Linked DNA regions of Mus musculus: all the other regions are linked to region 3. A link is a loop called in an ENCODE intact Hi-C map of the cell type or tissue named here. Cell type or tissue: gastrocnemius. All regions are shown on one strand. Each heading gives the region's core, and the rest is flanking DNA. Links, peaks and the distances in the headings are about the cores only.

Region 1 (6,917 bases), core at 1,028-6,027, 230 kb after region 3:
TCTCTGGGCTTCTTTAAATATGGATTCTAGGAATCAAACTCACCTCCCCGTGCTTGCAGGGCAAACATGTTAACAAAGGAGGAAACACATTAGGAATCAAGGAGTAAGAGAATTCAGACAGAAAAATTAAGGGACAAAGTGTGATATACAAGCTAATATCTCATGAGCATATACTGAGAGTTTTTGGAACACTTGGCTTTCTGACGTGTTGTGCCCTGTTATTAACCTTCTTTGAAAAGTTTGAAAACTGAGACAAATTAAATAAGGAACCCACCCAAGACTATGTGGCTCTTATGTAAAACCTTTGGGGAGAGAGAGAACAAATTGGTCTAACCCTGGAGCTAAGCTACTCCCTAACCCACACACACCCTCTCTGCAAAGTAACTCTCAGAGTATATGAGCGCCAGCCACAGGCTAATATGCCATTCCACTCCTCCATCACTGTTCATACAACTTCATGTGCAGAACTCTGGAGCTCACATCTGTGGTAGCCAGGTCCCAAATTAACAATGAATACATATGTAGCAGAGGATGGCCTAATCGGCCATCAATGGGAGGAGAGGCCCTTGGTCCTATGAAGGTTCTATGCCCTAGTATAGGGGAATGCCAGGGCCAGGAAGTAGGAGTGAGTGGGCTGGGGAGCAGGGGGAGGGAGAGGGGATAGGGGATTTTCAGAGAGGAAACTAGGAAAGAGAATAACATTTGAAATGTAAATAAAGAAAATATCTAATAAAACAGAAAAGAAAAATAATGAAATAAATATATATATATGAAGCAAAGATAAATGAAATGAAATAAATACTTTTTTTAAATAAAATAAAAAAAAAAGAACGTCTTATAGCACCTAGGAAGGTAACTGCTCAAAGCACCAAGAAAGAGTTATCAGTTAAGGAGGGGCTCATTAACAGGCTGAGGAGTTGTGGTAAAAGGAGAACTTCATAATAAGAAATAATCATAACCTACCCAAAGAAATATGGCAGAGTAGGGGTTAGTACTGCTGCTCAGTAGTCCGTGGTACAGCTCTCATTTATGTAACACACACACACACACACACACACACACATATAAGAATATACACACGAGAAGTAACACACACACACCAGAATACAATCAGCCGGGAACCATCATCATGTGCTGTAGGAACGATATTTCCTGAGCAGTGGTCACATGCCATTTTATAGACTTCCTTCCATCTATCTCTACAGCTTGGGATGTAACCATGGGATGCACAGGCTTTGTTAGAAATATTTTACAGATAGGACTACTGGGACTAAAGGGGGGCAGATAACTGGTCAGAGAGAGTTGGTATGTGAAGAATTTAGAAGTTTGAGCAGTACATTTTGATTTCCAGGGAGGGGTGGAAGCACTGTACTGCAAACCTAATATTCACAGGTACCTGTAAAGACATTCCTCTTGGGTTTACTTCGTATATGTAGGAAAGCATGTAATATATTTGTAGTGAAGTTCAATCCATGCTAAGATGCAACATGTTTTACGTAGAGATATGTAACTAAAACTGTCATCTTGTCTAATAAGAAAATGATTAACAGTGCTATGGAGGCACAAGAGTCTTTCACACCTGTTTTGGCTTTGAGGATCATATAAAGGACTTTGTTGGAATCAGACTTCTTCAAGTCACCAAAGCCAATAGCAAGCCTCTGCAAAGGTTTTGGGAACTGCTGTGAACCAGATATTGAAACTTCCTTGGTGTTTACCCACAACTTAATCTAAAAGGAACATAGAAAGATTAATCGTTTCCTAGTTGTATCACCAAAATTCACTATTATTTATGCTTTTGAGCTTTTGAGCTTACTTGGGTCCATTGCAGCTACCGGATATTCCATCTCTTCCCAGTTCTCTGGTGACATCACTTTGGTGTCTCAGAGTGGGGTTGATGGTAGAATTTCCAAATGGTGCAGATTAGGGTTTGATGTATAGGCCTGCTGTTTTGCTAAATTTAAGAAGGTAGTGGAGGAAATATTAATGATGCAGATTAAACACAATAGGGTTCTGTATCTATATCCATTAATTATGAATAATACAAAAATCTGAAGAAATAGCCATCTGATATACAAAAGCCGTTTCCAACTGGGTAAAGTAGCTGCTGGCATTGATGAATGACTAAAGTTGTGATGTGCTCATTAAGATAAAGGGACAAACAGCAGCCTGCACTCCTGTCAGAGGTACTCTTGTTATCAATTACAACCACAGATACAGGCAGCAGATACCAGAGTTGGGCCCAAATCATTCTAAATGTCTGAGAGAATCAAGCAGCTGGATAAAAATTTGGGAGATTATATACGCTTGCTTAACTTCTACCAACTATGTTCTATATATCTATAAGGTAAATTAATATATAATAATTTATGTATATGTATGACATATTCATACATTTTATACAGAGGCCTTGCCAAACATATATCCAACACACACACACACACACACACACACTATATATATATATATATATATATATATATATATATATATATATATATAGTCTTTTAACCAGTAACAACATAGGGAGCATGTTTGAAGTTGTGAAGGAAAGGGGTTATTTTCTGGCCCAAGAAAAAACACAACAATAACAACCTAATTAAGCTTCAAGGATTCCACCTTTGACAGTTCCAAAATTTGTGTATTGTTTTCCTCATTTTCTCTGCTCAATGTTTCCAAGATTTAGAGATAGGATCTTTTTGGCTGTGTGATTTTACTTTTTTTTTACTTAAATTCTTTAGGCCATACTATTCTTGACTATAAAACACAATGGTAACAATAGTTATAAGCAGAAGGAAAAAGAAGAGCAGGAGGAGGAGGAGGAGACCAAGATACAGTAAACATTTCTGGCTACTTTGTGCCTATAACTGTGTTTATCACTTTCCAAGTATTTATTAACTCACTCAGTCTCCAGCAGTACCCTACAGTTACAACTCCCAGTTTGGTTTTATAGAAGAGGAAGCTGAAAACCAACCAAGTTAAGAAATTGGAGTAAGACCTCATTCCGGTTCTTGAGTTACCAGGAGCGCTGGAGCTGAGCCAGAAATCCAGGCAGTGTTCCTCCAATAGCCCCTGCCTGGACTAGCACAATGAACGCAGACCCTCATTAGTTAGTATCAAAGGAGACACTGATCTTTCCTACCACTTATAACATATTAACTACGGTTTCTTTGTGTTCCTCTAATTTCATACCCTTACAACTTGACTCTAAGCTTCTTAAGAGACAAACATGCACAGCTCTTCTCACCCTTCCCAGCATCCACCTGCAGTGTGTGTAAGTGCCTACTCAATGAATGTGCTTTCATGCACCGTACATCTCACTTACTGAACTCTGAGGCCCTAAGTGATAACCAAAATCAGTCTACAGATGCACTGTGTAACTGCAAGGGATTAGCCATCTTCAGCAAATCACTGCCAATGGCATTTTCCATCTGGTTTTGTAGGGCTGTCGTGGAAATAATATTATGTCATGGTAGTCCTACAGGCTTGATTTATTTTGGCTTAAAAGGAGGAACTTGTCTCATGTGTCCTTCTTCCTCTCACAGAGGTTTTTATTTTTATTTTTCCCCCCTTCTCAAGGGCTGAGGGTCAAGTTCTGTCCTTGGAACCAAAGTAGTTTTCCAAAATGAGGTGAAGCAGCCTTGTCAAGCTGGGCCAGATCTGCTGTCAGAGCCTTTCCCAAATACATCAGGCCCTCTGCTTGTAAAAATAAATTGATACCAATGCACGAAATTTATTAGGAGATGACAGCCCGGTTCATAATGGAAATATGGAGAAAACATCATCCTTCAAAGCTGACAGTTTATCCATCATGCCTCAGATTCCTGAGATAGAAGCAGACGCTGTCACATGCAATCCGCTGAGGACACATCTTCTTGGGTTTCCTTATGACAGGAAACTGAAATAATCCAGAAGAAGGGAAGGGCTTGTGCTATCCTTAATGTGCTCAGCCATATATTTTCAGCATCACAGAAGGACCATGTGGCCAAGGCAATGAATGATGGAGGAAGTAGGGCGGCTGGAACTCTCAAAGGCCTCTCCTTTTCTCTTGGGGGTGATGAACTGGGGCAGAGGTCACAGGGGGTTATGGACCATGGTGATGGACAGCAATGCCCTGCTATGCATGAACAAAACCAACAGGTGGCAGAACAGCCCTGAGCACAGGCCACAGCTGGCTCAGCTTCAAGTCTGAGGTCATCTTGCCCTCCCTACATATTCTGCTCAGTTTTTTTATGTCTATTGATAAATTGGAGACAATTTAGAAGAGCCATTTTAATGAGGGATCGATGCAAGAATATTTCTGGGGATCACACGGGGCCTGATTCTCTGCAAGCTTAATGAGACAACCTGCTGCACCTTGTATGAAATAATTGTGTATTCAAAGCTCTTTTGCAAAATATAAGTTTGGTAGTAAATTAGAATGAAGTAAACATGATATTAGAGGAGAAAAAAATTATTATCAATTTCATTTAAACATATTTATATTTCAGACTTCATTCTTTGGAGGTTCAAAGTTATTATGGTTAGGAACTTTTTAATGTATTTATTTTTAAATACTTATGTTTTTATGTATTTGTATATGTGTGTGTGAGCCTTTATGGGTTTATGTACACCATGTATGAGTAGGAGCCTATGGAGTCCAAGAGAGTGCATCCGATTCCATGGAATTGGAGTTAACATGTGGCTGAGAGCAGCCAGGTGGGTGCTGGTAACTGAACCCAGGTCCTCTGCAGTGGCAATAAGTGCCCTTAACCCCTGACCCATCTCTTGAGTCTCTGGGAAGCTTTTTAAATGAGATAATTCAAACTTTCAAATGCACAGAAAGTTATCAATATGAAACAGAAATCTAAACAGATAAGGACAATCTTAATGGCCTCTTAGTCTATTTTTAAATATTGTGTGTGTGTGTGTGTGTGTGTGTGTGTGTGTGTGTGTGAATGTATGCCATGTCTGTGCACACAGAGAGAAAAAGAGGACACTGCATTTCTCAAAGCTGAAATTACGGGTAGTTGTAGGCTACCAGACAGAGGCTCTGGAAATGAAGCAGGAGCCTTTTCAAGAGTAGCAAGTGCTCTCCACACTGAGCTGTCTTGCCAGGCCAACCTGAAATTGTTAACCCAATCTTTATATGAGGAAGGAAAATCTTAAAGGTTCCATTTAAATGTGAATGTGGCTGGGTATAGTGGCTCCTGCTTACAAACCCAACTTTGGTAAAGTTTTGGAAGGGGGTTGTTAAAAGTTCAAGGCTAGTCTTAGCTACAGAGTGAGTTCTATGTGAAAAGACTTATCACCGTGGGTGGTGGTGACTCAGCTCAGTGGGTAAAGGTGCTGGCTGTTGAGCTAGACACACTGAATTCAATATCCAGAGGGACCCTCATGGTGGGAGGAGAGAACTCACTGCTACAAGTTGTTTTCTGGTCCAGGTGTACACAGCAAGATACATGTTCAAACATGTACATCACACACACACACACACACACACACACACACACACACACACACACAGCCACATGCACCAATGAATACAATTTTTTAAGAATTAAAAACTTATTATCCAGACACTTACACATCAGTGCTTGCTGTGGCATTACTCACAGTAGCTAAGTTATGGGAACTACCTATCTGTCCAACAGCAGAGGAACAGAGGAAGAAAGCATGGAGCACTTGCACAATGGAACATTTCAAGCCATTAAAAAAGGATGAAGTTACACCATTAACCGGGAAATGGATGCAACTGAAGTAGCTACAGTAAGTGAATAAGTCAGCCTCAGAAAGATACGTACTGCATGTTTTCTCTTCTTTGTGGATCGCAAGGTTTGTAAAGATACAGACAATCATATATGTACAGATGGTGTGCAAGTACAAGAGAAACTCACTAGTGCAACAGACCAAGGGGAGGATCGATGTGAGAAAGGGGGTGTGCTCAGTGTGCGTCATCCACTTCCACAGAAATGGCCTATGTGACACAGAACTAAGTGCAATAAAAAATAACCACATGAATTTAAAATAAAAAAAGTGACTAAGGTACAAGGCATCTTTGCTTGAGTGTCCGACTAGTTAGGAAACCATTACTACATACAGGACACTGCAAATAAACTGTCATGTTCGCTCTGTTATAAGGGGTTGCATAGGATATGTGTATGCTATGAGTAACACTGAGTTAGCCCAAATCCTGATCCAAAGATTGTGCGTTGCTTCACTCCTCGAAACACATCCCCAAGAACAGCAGGAGGATTAAGCTACATGACTGTTAGGTCCTTATTCACAGGTACCAGGGTTGAAGATGCACAAGAGGATCTCTAACTCTGAGACTGCAGATCCTTCACATATCGTCTCTCTATGAAGCAAGTGAGCTTCTAATTGTCCTCTTTTGTTTTAGCCAATCTTCTCAAGCCCCTGTCTTAAGCAAGGCCTGAAAGTCTGTTGATTTCACGTGTCCAAAGTAAACAGCTCTGCCTTTTCCCTTGGCTTCCTCTGTGAGCACGCGCCAGCATGACTACACATTCATCCAGAGTTTATTTCAATGTTAGTGGGAAACAAGCCGTTTCCCAGCTTAATGAATAGCATCAGTGTCTGCCTTTTAACCAAAAATGTGACCTTAAACTTGATGGATCTCACCAGAAGGCACATTTTCGAATTACTTTTCTATTGGAGGCTTATGAATATAGTTCCCCAAATTATTGTGACAGCTGTGGGGTAGTGGCTGTGTCTCAGACTCAGACGTCACAAAATGGGAGAGTCACTTCTGAACGAGGGAGGGGGGGTAAGCATGGGGAAGAAAGCAAGACCCATACCAGGGAGAGGAACACAAAATCCAACTCTTTCGAGCCTTGAGCAACAGATTAGTCCTGGGAGGTAGCTGAAACCTTGCCTTTTCTGTCACCGCCATTTTTGTTTCCAGATCATTCTAAATGGGGGCA
Region 2 (6,917 bases), core at 1,136-6,135, 470 kb after region 3:
AATTGGTAAAGTGACAAGAAATTTTCCAGATGTGAGAGAGTCTTGACATCGGAATCTCTTCTGTAGATAGAATTCCCGCAGTCCCCACCACCACTACCACCTTGTGCAATATTACAGTTAACAGCTGACTCCTCCCACATGCAAGTCCCTTCTAGCAAAAGGATTGCTTCTCTTTTGAGTTTTAGAGTCTGGGGCTTGGAGTCAGCCTAAGTGGGGTCTAGATGAAGCAGTACCTGTGGCAATCTATGTGGCTTCTAGAAGCTTGCAGTCTGGGTTTTCTAAAAAGTAAAAGAGAATTATCATTAGTAGTTCCCAGAATCTCAGAATGAGATTAGAATTACAGTAAAGTATAAAAGCCTAAGAAATACGTTCACCGGACTCTCTCCCTTTGGTGATAATGACATTAGTCAACTGAGGATGGTTTTCATACTTTCAGGATGACAACATGGTTGGCTTTTGCCAACTTGACACAAACCTAGCCATTATCAGGGTAGATGGACTCCATCAACTGTTAATTGATATAGGGGGGGTGTGATACAATCCCTGTGCAGGTAGGTCTGGCATGTATAAAAAACATAGTTCAGAGAGGCAATAAGATGCTTTATAGTGAAAACTAAATAAGAGATCTCATAGAGACAAGATGGCAAGGCCAGTGTAATAGATAGCTATAGAAATGAGCTATTCTCTATATGAACCCCTGTGTCATCTCCCACATTGTTTTGCATTGGTGTGTAAGTTGCTTTCATAATACTAGCAGGATTTGACAAGCACATGTATACTAGGGTTTATGCCCTGGACCAATCCTTTCATGTATGATAGCATATGCAGCCCATTAGGCAGGCAGCTGAGCCAACAGCCAGCACTAATTGCATACATAAGAGTGAGGTTATTTTAGACTATCTAGTGCTAGTAAGAAAAGAAATCTTTGCCTGAGTGACACAAACTAAGTCTATCAGAAGAGCCATCCAGCTGAGGCCTGACTCACATAGAATTGAAGTGCATAGAACATTTATTGTTTTGTGGAGTGGGTCGTTATGCTACATGAGCTAGCTGGCAGAGCCTGTCCTTGTCTGGAGTATCTCCTGGGACAGCATCAGCAATGCCCACCCTATCGCTTGTGCAGAACTGGGACATTTTCACAAGTATGGAGTTTTAACCTGAAAAGGCAGGGCCAGTGTAAGAGGCGGTTAGCCTAAGAGGATGGCATACACTGTTGTCGGCCTTTGCCTGCCTTTCAGACTGCGATTTCCAGATCAAATGGATGGGGAAGCTGAGTTTTGTCACAGTACCAGTAGATCAGGGAGGAAAAGAGGAGAGAAATTGCATGACTTGCTGAGTGGGGCATAGCAACCTGAGTGAGACGACACTTTGTAGTCCGTATCCACTGATAATTAGATGCGTCATAAAAGTGCAGCTATGTAATTGGATTCTCAGCAACACAGTGACTTCCCAGGCTGTTCCCCTAACTCTCTTTGCATTACCACTACCGTTCAAGGAAGTTAAGGCACAGAATAGGAAAAGGACTTAACAAAAGACAAAGTCAATCTCCCAGGACTCTGGAATCCGAGATGCCTGCCAGTTTCAGTGGTGCTGAGACTAAACCACCCCTGAAATAAGCTGTCTCTAGAGCTGAGGACCAGGCTCCCAGAAGTTTACTTGTACCAAGCCACACAGCTACATGTGACCAAGAGGACGTATGAAACTAAGTCTGTGAATCGGAATATCCTGCAGTGATGTGAGACACAAGACATGGGCTGAAGCTCAAAGGATGAATGGTATCATCTAAGGTTCAGTCGAACAATCCTTCTCGCCTCGATCCAGTTGCTCATATGGCCCAGCTGATCATCTGAGACAGCCAAGGACGATAGAAAATACACAGAACAATAACTCGGAGACGAGAAGAGCAAAGGGTTAATGAAGGAAACCTCCACTAAATGTCATTATGACACGGACCGTGAATGACATGATGACATTAGACTTACTTCTAAGCCATCTTCCTCTACTTCTGATAAAGCACCCATGGATGAGGGCCATAAAGGGGCGCATTTGTAAAGCACTGTTTACAACTCACTCCCACCATTCAAATCTTTCAACTCCAAATCTCCTGAGAAGTTATTAAGTCCTAAAGGTAGAGCTCTTGAAAGGATGAATTAATTTACTGATAAGAGCAGACAAGAACATTTCCTCTTCTTCCCCTTCCCTCCTCCTGCTCTGTCCCCAATGCAAGGACAGGCAAGGGACACATCACGAAAATCCATCTCCTGCTGGACCCTGCCCTCAGACTGCCCACCTCCAGACTGTGAGCAACAGACACTCGCTGGTGGTTGGAATTCAGTGGCAAGTCAACCGTACTCTGTCATAGTAGCAAGAACTAGCTGAGACAATGTTTTACAGAATAAAGAAAATATTAACTTAGAGCTTGAGGCACCAGGAGGCTAATAAGTCATTTTGAAAGTATCCTACATGCTGGCATAGGTCTCCATCTTGAACCCAGGTCTTCATCTTGTTCACTGTTTACTGGAACAACCTATACACTCTTCATTGGACTTGGTAAGAATGAAGCGTGAGGTGCTTAAAATTCCCCCAGGACTTGACTCCCATGAGTGTTCAGTGAGAAAGTAGTAAGAAATGAATATGTTGTTCATCCCACAAATATTTGTGGAATGTGAATTCTACCTAGGCCGGATTGTCCATAGGAAGGTTCCAGAAATCCCTCCCTCGTGGAGCTGCTATCCTAGTGCCTGGTAACCTAGAGCACTAACAAATGGAGATGCTGTGTACCTTATGCTATTAGAGAAGTCTTCTGATTTATCCTTACTGTAGCAGCCAGGGCATTTAGTCCCTAATTCTCACCCCAGGCTGGGTACTCACCGACCCAAAAGAGGTCATAACCCACCATGGTTATCCTAGGCCTCTGATCACACCTAGAGCTGCATACAAGGGGAGTACAGGGCCTGACCTTCACACTTCTCTGTACACCTCAGCTCTCTCCCTTCTTGATATCCAGAACTGTTTCCCCAGCCTACACCAAAAGCATTCCAGAAGTCTACAAGGACTAAGTCAACTTAGCGGCATTACCCACAGCTTGCCACCAGAGGTCGCCCTCCCACACAAGCCCAGGCAAACAGAAGCAGCTTTTCCTCCCAGGCACCCGTGACATTATTTTCTTTCTCTATTTTTATCTATTAAAAAGATTTCCTCGCAGCCATAACTTAGATCTCTACACTAAAATGGAGCAACAGGAAGATATAACGGTGCATTTCATTTATGAATGACCTATAATAAATTACTCTGAAGTGTCCCGAGTGCCAGAAGACAGAACGCTTTGTCTGCCCACCGACTGTATTTCACATACTTTAATTTAGCTGACACATAAAACTCATTTGACATTTTGCAGGTATTTTTGAGGAGAAGGGTATGGGGTGGCAGAATGGGACCCTCGTAGAGCTGGGCGGCAAGTGGGCTACTGCGGGGACTTGACGTCCTGGGTGCCAGAAAAGGATATTTGGTTCTTGTTGAGGGTTAAGGTGTGCAAGTGGGGTAACCCTGGCAACACGAGGTCGTCTCCGAGCAGATTGTTGTCTAAAATGAGCTCCTCCAGGCTCCTGAATGCACTCAGTCCTTCCAGTGACCTGCAATGACAAAGGCAAGGGGGGGGAAAGATCCTGCAGTAAATCAGAGAGGCCATTATGAGCCGAAATAAATATTTTAACCTTCCCTTTCAGAACTGGGAATAGTTTGGGCTTGGTGCCTGTCAGCAGAGTGAATGACAAGAATTAGTAGCAGGGAGCCGGGGTGGGGGCGAGGGGGAGAAAGGGGCCCCGCTGGCACTCACCGCATCCTTCACGAATTGCCAACATGAAGGATGAGGGTCACTTATTGAGAAGCCAGGATCCAAAACAAAGGGCTTCAGATACGGCCTGCAGGATAAATTTGTCAATGTCTTGTGCCTTCAGGCACCCAGCCTGGGCTGACCCTAACCTCCATTCCCAAGATAAATAACTCTGTCACAGTTCACCTTCATTCCCTGGACACAAATTTAAGCTGTCATCCATCATTCCTGCCTAGAAATCTCATACCCCTCTTACAATAATAAATATAACTTCAAGTATCATTTCTTAGCGGTTCTGCTATGTACAGTCATAGGGGAAACGGCCAGGAAGGCAGCTTTTCTCTCCCCTTACGTCCTCCCATCCTTGGGCTTGCTCTCTCTCTCTCTCTCTCTCTCTCTCTCTCTCTCTCTCTCTCTCTCTCTCTCTCCTCTCTCCTCTCTCCTCTCTCCTTTTTCTTCCTTTCTTCCTTCCTTTCTGTTTTTCTTTTTTTTCCTTTTTAGCTAATCACTTAATTTGCTACTGCCTAGCATCCCTATGGCTGCCTGACAGGGAGGAATTACATAAGCACTCCAGGCCGAGGAGAAAGCCTTTTCTTCTTTCATTATTTCTTTTTCCTTGGTTTTGGTTTTGTGTAGGGACAGGCTGGGAGCATTTCTGCTTCAAAGCCCTGGTCTGAAGTTTTAATTTATGGAATGTGGGTTTTTTTTTCCCCCAGCATAGAGTATAGCAGTGTAGATTTTAAGGCAGTAAATAAAAAAGGCATTAAGGATTAAGCATGGGTTTCAAAGATAAAAAATACTCTAAGAGAAAGGGAAAGAAGGCTTCCTTTACCCATGTAGTCTGAAATTAGCTCTTCACCTGAGGGAGGGACCCTCGGGAGTGTTTGGAGTGGAGGGGACCACGAGGCAGCTGTGCACAGATGCTTGCCTGGGCACACACAAATGGTAATTAAAGGGAGTCAAAAGTCCCAGGGCTTTTGCAGCTTGCTCACCAGCCAGGCCCAGGAGATATGCTGCTGAGCTTGCATCGGCTGGAGCCTGGTGAGGCACAGGGCCGTGAAGGGAAGACACATATTCAGTCCCTGGCTGGTCTATAAAGTACGGCCAACCAGAATGTCTGCCACATATTTGTTTACTGACTGTGCCAATGCTAAGGCCCTGTCACCTTGTGTGCGTTCTGTGTGCACCCCTGGCCATGGGCTTTAGCAGGGAAGCTTTCCCCAGGTACCCATGATTCCATGGTAAGCTTTCTGACAGAGGGTTCCCCAAACCAAGGGTAGGAGTAGAGCATGCTCATGAAATCTTTGGTTGCTCCCATCTGAATGTCCAGTGTCATGTGGTCTTACTCTGGCTCTAGAGCCCAGAGCATAAGGGCTCTGAGGTCAGTGCTATGTGCTGTGTAGGCAAACATGAAAAACTGCCTGCACTTTAATTTAGGGTCATCCTGTTTCATAGGCTTCTGGGAAGCAAAACAACTCCCTCCTTTGGGGGGCTTAGGAGTGGGCTACGGAGCTTTGTCTCGGCTCCTCCATTTCCCTGTAGCCTGAACTGGGGCATCCCGAATGCCTGCTGGCTCTGTGTGCCTCCCACCTCAGAGGACAATGGTATTCTCGCTCAGGGCTGCCTCCCCTTGCCATCCATTAGCTTGTCCTGAGACCTGGGGGTAGGGGAAGAGTGTGGTGGAATCGTATGGGGTGGGCAGGGAATCTTTGGGCTTTCTGAAGCCCTTGGCTTTTTTTGTCTGCTTGTTTAAAGCTGGCTCCCATATATTCCAGGCTGGCCTCAAATGCATTATGAATCCAAGAATGACCTTTGAACTTCTGACCTTCCTGCTTAAACCCACCCAGTTTGGGAGATATCTGCATGCTCCATCAGGCCTAGTTGGTGGGTTTCTGGGAATCAGATACTGAATAAAAAGTCAAGTTCTCAACCAAATGAGCTATGAGTCCCTTTCTCCACGGGAGTCAGCGAACCAAGCTCATTAGCCACAACTGTTTCAGGGACAGGGCCCTGCTTGCCACAGGGAGAGTGGAGACCCACCCCCACTCAACAGGAAGCCTTCTGAGAAGCTAATAAGTTCTTTGTGCACCAACATCAGATGGGGCTCTGCTCAAAGGCACCATTTAGATACATACTGTTCCAAGGTATGTTATGTAAATATTGTTTTGTTTTGTTTTGTTTTTTATCATGAGACACAGCAAAGGGTTGGCAACCAGCAAGGAGAAGAAAAACTTCCTTCCGACACTGCTCCTAAATGGCAGAAAACAAAAATGACGCAGGATGAAGAGGGCAAAGCCAGTCCACCACAGGGGTACTGCCCCGCTCCCAAGGCTGCTTCTTTCTCCACAGTACAGGCCACACACATCAGAGCTCTGTATGGGAGTGAGACCTCAGAGAAGAGTCCCCCACCCCACCCCCAATCTGCGTCTCTTGTCTGGTTTCCAGATTCTTTTTTTTCCTGTGTAATGTTGCTAGTGCTCAGTAAAAGGAGATCTGTGCAGTGCGGGAGGGAGGATGCTGATGAATAAAGTCCTGTTTTCATGGCTGCTGTGGGTACACTCGAGGATGTGTTTAACTAAATTGAGAGCCCAGGGGCCGGAGGCAGGAGGTTCAGGACACCACGAAGGAGAGACATCAGGGGAAGGACTTGTGGAGTTCCAACTCCAATGGTCTGCTGGAGGGCAGTGAACACACTGTGGAAAAGGGCTTCAGTTTTTACTTGGAAATCTTTTTCCAGTTACTGTTATTGTTGTTGTTTTCCAAAAGAAATTATTAGGAAGAAGTAGTTTCTTGTGACAATTCCTCTATTCCAGATTCCTGCAGGTAGATATTCAATGTTATATAAAGTGACGAGATTTTAAAAAAGAAAGAGAGAGCGAGAGCGAGCGAGGGTGAGAGAGAGAGAGAGAGAGAGAGAGAGAGAGAGAGAGAGAGGAAGGAAGGAAGGAAGGAAGGAAGGAAGGAAGGAAGGAAGGAAAAAGAGGGGAGGGGAGGGGGAGGGGAGGGGAGGGGAGGGGAGGGGAGGGGAGGGGAGGGGAGGAGAGGAGAGGAGAGGAGAGGAGAGGAGAGGAGAGGAGAGGAGAGG
Region 3 (6,917 bases), core at 871-5,870:
AACAATGATCTATCTGACCACATGAAGCTTACTAAACAGTGGCAAAGATGGCAGAACCGAGATCTCTAATCTCTCAAAAGAAAAGTTGGAGGCAGAGTCATTCGGCCTTAGCAGAAAATGATGGCATGTCCTGAAGAGGAAGAGAAGCCCAGTAACTGAGAAAGAAAATGTAGCAGTAGAGTCCCTCTGGGCCAATGTGGAAGTTTCTAGAACAAGATAACCATGGGATACTATGTAAATCTATATCCTTCCTCCTCCACTTCCAATACCCAGTCCTAACAGGGTGTGGTACAGATGAGGTTAGGCAATGGCAATCTGCTAAATACATTTAAGAATTTACACATACATATTCATACACATACATGAACATATACCTCTGCATAAACATTTTAAACAGATCCTTTCAAATTTGGAAATTTTGGTTCTGTACCCTTTTATCTTTTTTTTTTAAAGATTTATTTATTTATTATATGTAAGTACACTGTAGCTGTCTTCAGACACACTAGAAGAGGGCATCAGATCTTGTTACAGATGGTTGTGAGCCACCATGTGGTTGCTGGGATTTGAACTCCGTACCTTTGCAAGAGCAGTCGGGTACTCTTACCCACTGAGCCATCTCACCAGCCCTGTACCCTTTTATCTTAAACCTCTGATATGACCTTCTTACATTTCAAACATTAAAAAAAGTAGGCAGCTTAAATCTCTGCCTTAATAAAGGAGAGGCAGGGTGGGAAGGGCTAGGGTTTCTGTTCTTCAATGCCGATGGCATTTTCATTCTCAATACCTTCCCCTCAAGACTACAGCAAAAGGAAAGTGAATGCTCTCTGACTCTCAGAGATGTAAACGGCATGGACCAGAAGGAACGCTCCCATTCCCCATGGGCCTGGGCTTTTGTTGCATAAGAGTCAAATGGTACCTAGGAAAGGAAGAAACGCCTGCAGTTTACAGTTGACCTTACAGTTTACCTCGACCTCAGCCACATGACATGTTACTGGCTCCCCTGAGGATCTAAGAGGTAGTTAGCAGGGCTGACAGGCATATAGGACCTGCACACAGTTCAGTATAAGCAAGGCAAAGTGACAGGAAGAGAGATTAAAAAAAAAAAAAAACTAGGGGAAAGGATCCTTGGTAGCAGTTTTTTTCTAGAAGAAAGTTCATGCCTTTCCTTCATGCCTAGACATACTGTCTTCCACTGGCCTCTGAATCCCAGCTTAGAATTCAAACAAGCTTTCTACTTGATCCAGGGGACAGACAAAAAGGAATGGGTGACCCTTCCCTCCTTCCCAAACTAGTAGGCTAAGACTTGAGGCAGATATCTGGGTTTGTAGTCAGCATTTTCAGTTGAAGATGTGTGGGTACCACGGCTGCAAGGACACTTGCTGGCTCTCCTTCCCATGTCTGGGGAGGATGCACTGGACATTGTCCTTGCTTTTGGCTACCCACCTCCACACACGCCATCCAGTATTATACAAATGAGAAGCACCAGGGGATGCTTATTCTAGACTCTGCCACTGTGTTGGGGTGGTCACTGAATGCTGCCATCTTCGCCTGCAGGATATTTTTGGCTTCTGGCTTACATGTGCTAACATGTGTAAACTTGCCTGGTAATTTTCCTTTGAGAAGGTGCCAGTTATGCACAGTTCTGTTTTGACAGTTTAACTCCTTACTTGCTTCTTAAATACCAAGTCAAATATTTTCTGTTCTTAATATTCTCCTTTCTACTTTCAGAAGAGTATGACTTCATTCCCATGTAATATTCCTCTACCGGCTTTTGCAAACTATGAATATAGTCCAGTGACGTCTTATCTTTTCTGCCATCATTTAGTGGTAAGAGCCCCATTTCCCAGAGTAAATTTGTGTGTTGTTGAATTACAGCAGGAGAGGTTGAGCTGTCTGGGAAAGTTTGGTCACATTTTACCATGTTTATCTCTGGCTGATTTCATTTTATTTTTTTCATTATTTCTACCAAGGTTAATCCCACCCTATGAATTCGAGATCTTGGGATGTAAATCGCGGGTCAGTGTTTTTATCTATGACAAATCATATTAGATTCAAGGTTCCATTGATGCCAGTTCTTCCTCGGGCTGATTATTTCTACTGGCAATGCTTATCATAAATTAAAGGACAGCTTTTATTTGTTTCTTAGCACCTGGAGCCCAATGTGGACATTCTAGATGTAAAACAAGATTCAAGTTATGGGGTTATGACAGGATGCTTTCTGTAAACACAGTGAACACAGAGTCAGATCTCACAATATGGCCATTAATTCAAAGGTTAGGATGCAGACAAAGAGCCTCTCAGATTAAACTTAGAGAAATGTGTGCTTGGCCTCAGTGCTCAAACACTGAGATGGCCTGAAGGGTGGTTCATAACTATCCCTTGAGAGTCTAGATTGTGAAGCCTGCTCAGCCGGATGCTGGGCCATGTCAGGCCTCACCCTGTATCTGAAGGAAGCACAACACCAGGGGGAAAGGCTCTAACTGTAGTGAGGTGACTGTGACGGGCAAGCATCCTTGCCTCCAGACCAGGGAGGCTGGACAACTCAGGGTGAGAGTGAGCAGACAGGTTGACATGTCATAAAGCAGAGTCTGTAGGAAATATGCTCTGGGCTCCCAGGGCAGTTGAAATGAGGCTTGTCATCTTAGGAGGAAAAGGAGTTAGGAAAGGGAGGACAGGAGGACACACACACACACACACACACAAACACACACTTTTTCTACATAGCAAGACCAGTTTTCCCTTTGTGTATGCAAGTTTTAGACATCCTTGTCCATTGATCAGACGCCCAGGCACCATCCCTGCTGTCTCTCCTTGAGCCCACGGATATCATGGCCAGGTGAAAGATACTCCAGACCTTCTGAACCATCACAGAACATGTATCCACTAAGAATCCTAGTTAGGAGAGCCACTGGGCCTTTGCTCACATGTCCTTTCCAATTTGTTTGCAATATGAGCAGGCCCTCTATGAAAGACCCTCGGAGCCAGCATCTATCTCTCACCTCCACTCACAGAATTTTGATCAGAATGAGATATGGTAGAAATAAGAGACCAAATCTACTTTCCTTGCTTGAACAAGTCCCCTCCCTCTTCAGAAATAAGTTTGTAAATCTTGCTGGGCCAAGCTTTGTTTGTTTACTTATTTGCCTTTGCATTGTCAGTTCTGTTCTGTCCCAAATAAAAAATGAGAGCAGAGAACACCCTTCTTCCTGATGTCCGAAAGAGCAGTTTACTTACGCCCAGCTGTTAGCATTACTTTGTCCTTCCCTGAACTCTTTAGTCAGACACATAATGCTAAGTTCTGCTTTTATAGCTTATTTTTCAGGTGTATTATTTATTTGTTCAGTCTTCTTCACAGGCACAAGGGCCTCCCGAGAACTTCAAAGATCACCACCAACAGGACACTGGCTCATCCTTTGCTGCTTCTTCACGGAGGGCAAAAGGAGCTGTAGAGTGGGCCAGCAAGAGGGGCATAATGGATGTGAGAAGGGCTAGATTCCAAGGTGCACGCTAAGATGGGATGCAAATCAAGTGTAGTTCATCAGGTGCCTTTCCAGCAGCTCCTGGATGGATCTCACCCTGGCTGTCATTCAAAATGGACAGTGCTCATGTGGGAAGACTTCATGTTTCTGTTTCAAGAGAACGAAGAAATCTTTCAGAAAGGAGACAGGGGCCAGAGGGTGTGTGTGAGGAAAGTACAGAGGGGAAGAAGGGGGAAAGAGAGGGAAAGGGAGAGAGAAGTAGAGGGGTGAAAGAAAAGTAGAGGGAGGAAGGAAGGGAGACAGAGACAGAGACACAATCACACCCCCTCCACCACTCCCAATATCTCTGTATTTATCCTTTCCACTTCATCTTTTGAAGTCAGAATCGTAGCCACTAGAGGGCAGCATGCAGTTAGGAAACAGCCACGGCTTTCTTTAAATAAATAAGGGCAACTATTCAGGGAAGGCCATTAAAGCCACACTGTGCTTGTGGTCACCAATTACACGTTCTGTAATGATCAATATGTCATGTTTACCCAATCTGAGCTGAAGGCTATCTGGGACTGAGGCTACCAAAGGCCCCCCTCTCTATGACACATTTAGGTTCCTTCTGCCTCCGTTTCAGGGGACTAGTCTTCCTTACCAGCCATGGTTAGTTTTAGCTCAGGGCTTTGGTTTTGGATTTGTTTTTTGTTTTTAAATACTACCTGCACAAATATAAAGAAGCATGCAAACCAATAAAAACAGATCCTCTCTTAGAAAAAGGAAACAAAAAGCACTTGTACCATGGGCACTCCCCCAAAGAAAAGTGACATCCATTGGCGTGGAGTTACCATTCTCTGGGAGCATATTTTAAGTTATTTTTATTTTTTGACTCAAGTGACCATTGGGTCAATACACAGAAATCATGGCTGCTGCTTTTTTAAAGGCAGGTTTTTCTTGCTTAAAACCCAATGAGTGTCTTCCGTCCCTTCTCAGAATATCTAGTCCAGAGTCATCACTCACACTGAGAACAGCAACCGAGTGACCTCCCATACTCTAAGAGACATTGGTATGTGCAGCTTCCACAGATATTAAGCCCAACCTGGTTTTAAAGTCCAGGAAATGGCATTCTAAACTAAAATCACATGGAATGAAAATAATTGAGAGGATTCAACCCAAGATGACAAAAACCAGTTACTTGGTTCTTCTCCCTCCACCCCAAGTAACACAGCGCAGAGTGCAGCAGAAGCCCTAGCAAGCAGGACAGGGCTCCTGCCCTCTTTCTAGGCATTCTCTCAATGTAACAGTCGTGTGACAAAGCAGCCACAAAGGAAAGGTGGGGCCCAGTTAATTAATTAGATTATTATCTCATGATTAAGTGGAAACTTTGAGTTCTCTCTCACCCATAAAAGCAACAGTCTCACTAGATTTGCCAGAGTGGCTGCAGTTGAGGGTTACCAGTGAGGATGACACAATCAGGAAGTAAGATGGGGGTGGGGGTGGGGGTGGGAGAAGTGAATGCTACTCAGAAACACAGCATCCTTCCTCTGCACAGACTTCAGAAGGGTTCAGACAGCAGATTCACACACACACCACCAAGCCCAAGCTACATCTTAGGTGTTCAACAAATAATTTGTATAGACTGGTGATGGAAGTCAGAAGGCAGCCTCATCTGTCATTTTTTCAATTTATTCTATCTTTTAAGACAGCCTTTTGGGGGGGGGTTACAGATTACCCATTCAGCTACAGTGGGTTTCCAGGACTCTCTAGGCTGGGGTGATAAGTACATAGCAATATGCCTGGCTTTATCACGCATGCTTGTCTTAAGAGATGGAACATGACTCCTCAGGTTTGCTTCCCACTGAGACGTCTCCCCATATCTAAGTTGATATTTGTGGACTGAGCACAATGGCCTAAGGGTGCTTCGGAGCCCATACATTTGACATGCCAAAGAGTTGGGTGTCCTCTCCCTAGGAACTGGTTCTCCTTGACTTTCTCTCCATGGGGACCATCCCCAAAACTTCCAATTTAGTGGGTCTGAGTCTGGGACGAGAAATTTGTTTCTTTTGGAAAATTCCCAGATAATGTTGCAGAATGATCTTTAAGAAAGTCTGTTCTAGAACAACCTAAAGGCCCCTCCCCACCCTGCCCTTTTCTTTGGTAAAGTAAATGCCCTCATTTTTATTCATATTTAAAGTTAGAGACACAAAGAATCTGGCTAGTTGAAGATCTTACTGTATTGCACTCTAGTAAATAGAAGTTTTATTTGCTTCCCAAGAGCAGCCAGAAAACAAATGGCACCTAAAACAGATAAGTAATGACTGACTGAAGCGAGGGACAGCTCTTGTCTAGCACAGTATCAGGCCCTTAGTTCAAACTTCAGCACTGAAATAAGAAAAAAAAAAAGATGCACAATATTTGGACATTCAAGCTTTCTCCCATTTTGGGGTTTTATTTTAGTGGCATGCTGATTGCATTAACAGGAGAAGAAAGCAGAGAATGGGGTAGGACTGGGGGTGAGCCTGTAAAACATGATTTATGAAGTACAGAGCAGGGGGAATTGGGAAAACAGCTTTCCAGATATCTTTGCTCCTCCTCCAAGCTGCCAGGCCCCTCTATGAACACACCTGAGAAGTGGGGTTTCCTGGCAGAGTGTGAACAGGGGTGCTGGCTGTGCTCTTAAGAAGACATTCACATTTTGGTTTCAGATCTGTTCTCATCGAGGGCTAGCATCAAAAGGTGGAGGCAGGGCTTTCTCTACAGTTCTGTGTGCTTCCTTGGGCTGAAATTTATCCAAGGAGTTATTGAAAATAAACCCAGGTTTTTAGAAAAGAGGTCAGGGAGGGGCAGGATGGAACTCTCAGACGAAATTAAGCAAATGTAGTAACAACTGAGATTGTTGTAATTCAAGCCCCTAAAGGGCTTCCTCCCTGAGCACACTGACCCAAACTCCGTCTGCCCTCCATTAAAATCCAAGTGAACTGGTTCTCCATAGATGATATCATAATCTTTCTTAGTTCTAGGGTAGTCAAAATTGCCTCTCTCAAAGAAAAACAAAGAGGATCTGTTGATATTTGATCTAATTGAATGAAATTTACATTGTCTGTCTCTCCCTTCCTCTTACCCACCCCTCCCCCCTTCTTCATTCCTTCCTTTCTTCTTTCTCCCACCCCTGCCTCTAGCTCTCTCTGTCCAAAAGTGTGTGTCCAAAAGTCTACTGTTGCAGAATCACAATACTTGGACACTAACAAACTGTACTCCTGAATGTCTTCAACTACCCATCCTCCACCTTCTTGACACATGCTTTTATGTATGTGTGTATATATACATGCACACATGTGTGTACATCAAGACAAAGAAGCACACAAGAGCACTAGAAACTTTCTGGACCCTATTTCTTGCTCAAGATGAAAGCCTAGTAAATACAAAGTACATTAGAAAGGCCTTCATTAGGGT

What was found. Peaks named below come from ENCODE experiments on the same cell type or tissue, not always from the same donor. Only the 100,000 strongest peaks of a DNase experiment are listed, where the experiment ranks them.
Region 1: it touches region 3 in a loop (2.7-fold over the local background); 18 of 42 quality-filtered maps call a loop at or near these places.
Region 2: it touches region 3 in a loop (2.3-fold over the local background); 16 of 42 quality-filtered maps call a loop at or near these places.

What each region holds. Positions count from the first base shown.
Region 1 is chr14:22,814,733-22,821,649 of GRCm38, reverse strand. All of the region lies in intron 5 of Lrmda (leucine rich melanocyte differentiation associated), which reads right to left. Among named protein-coding and RNA genes, the nearest start is that of Gm30926, 17 kb to the right of the region's middle. In gastrocnemius, for the core only: a CTCF peak has its summit at 4,129 (motif pointing right); DNase peaks (open chromatin) are centred at 3,038 and 4,139; H3K27ac peaks cover 1,586 bases.
Region 2 is chr14:22,574,563-22,581,479 of GRCm38, reverse strand. Lrmda (leucine rich melanocyte differentiation associated) reads right to left here. Exons shown (of 7, transcript NM_028275.1): 3 at 3,506-3,632. Among named protein-coding and RNA genes, the nearest start is that of 4930405A10Rik, 35 kb to the right of the region's middle. In gastrocnemius, for the core only: a CTCF peak has its summit at 3,098 (motif pointing right); DNase peaks (open chromatin) are centred at 3,088, 3,560 and 3,797; H3K4me3 peaks cover 380 bases; H3K27ac peaks cover 493 bases.
Region 3 is chr14:23,043,544-23,050,460 of GRCm38, reverse strand. The region is part of intron 6 of Lrmda (leucine rich melanocyte differentiation associated); the gene reads right to left. The region is part of intron 2 of Gm10248 (predicted gene 10248); the gene reads left to right. Among named protein-coding and RNA genes, the nearest start is that of Gm10248, 48 kb to the left of the region's middle. In gastrocnemius, for the core only: a CTCF peak has its summit at 3,882 (motif pointing right); a DNase peak (open chromatin) is centred at 3,881.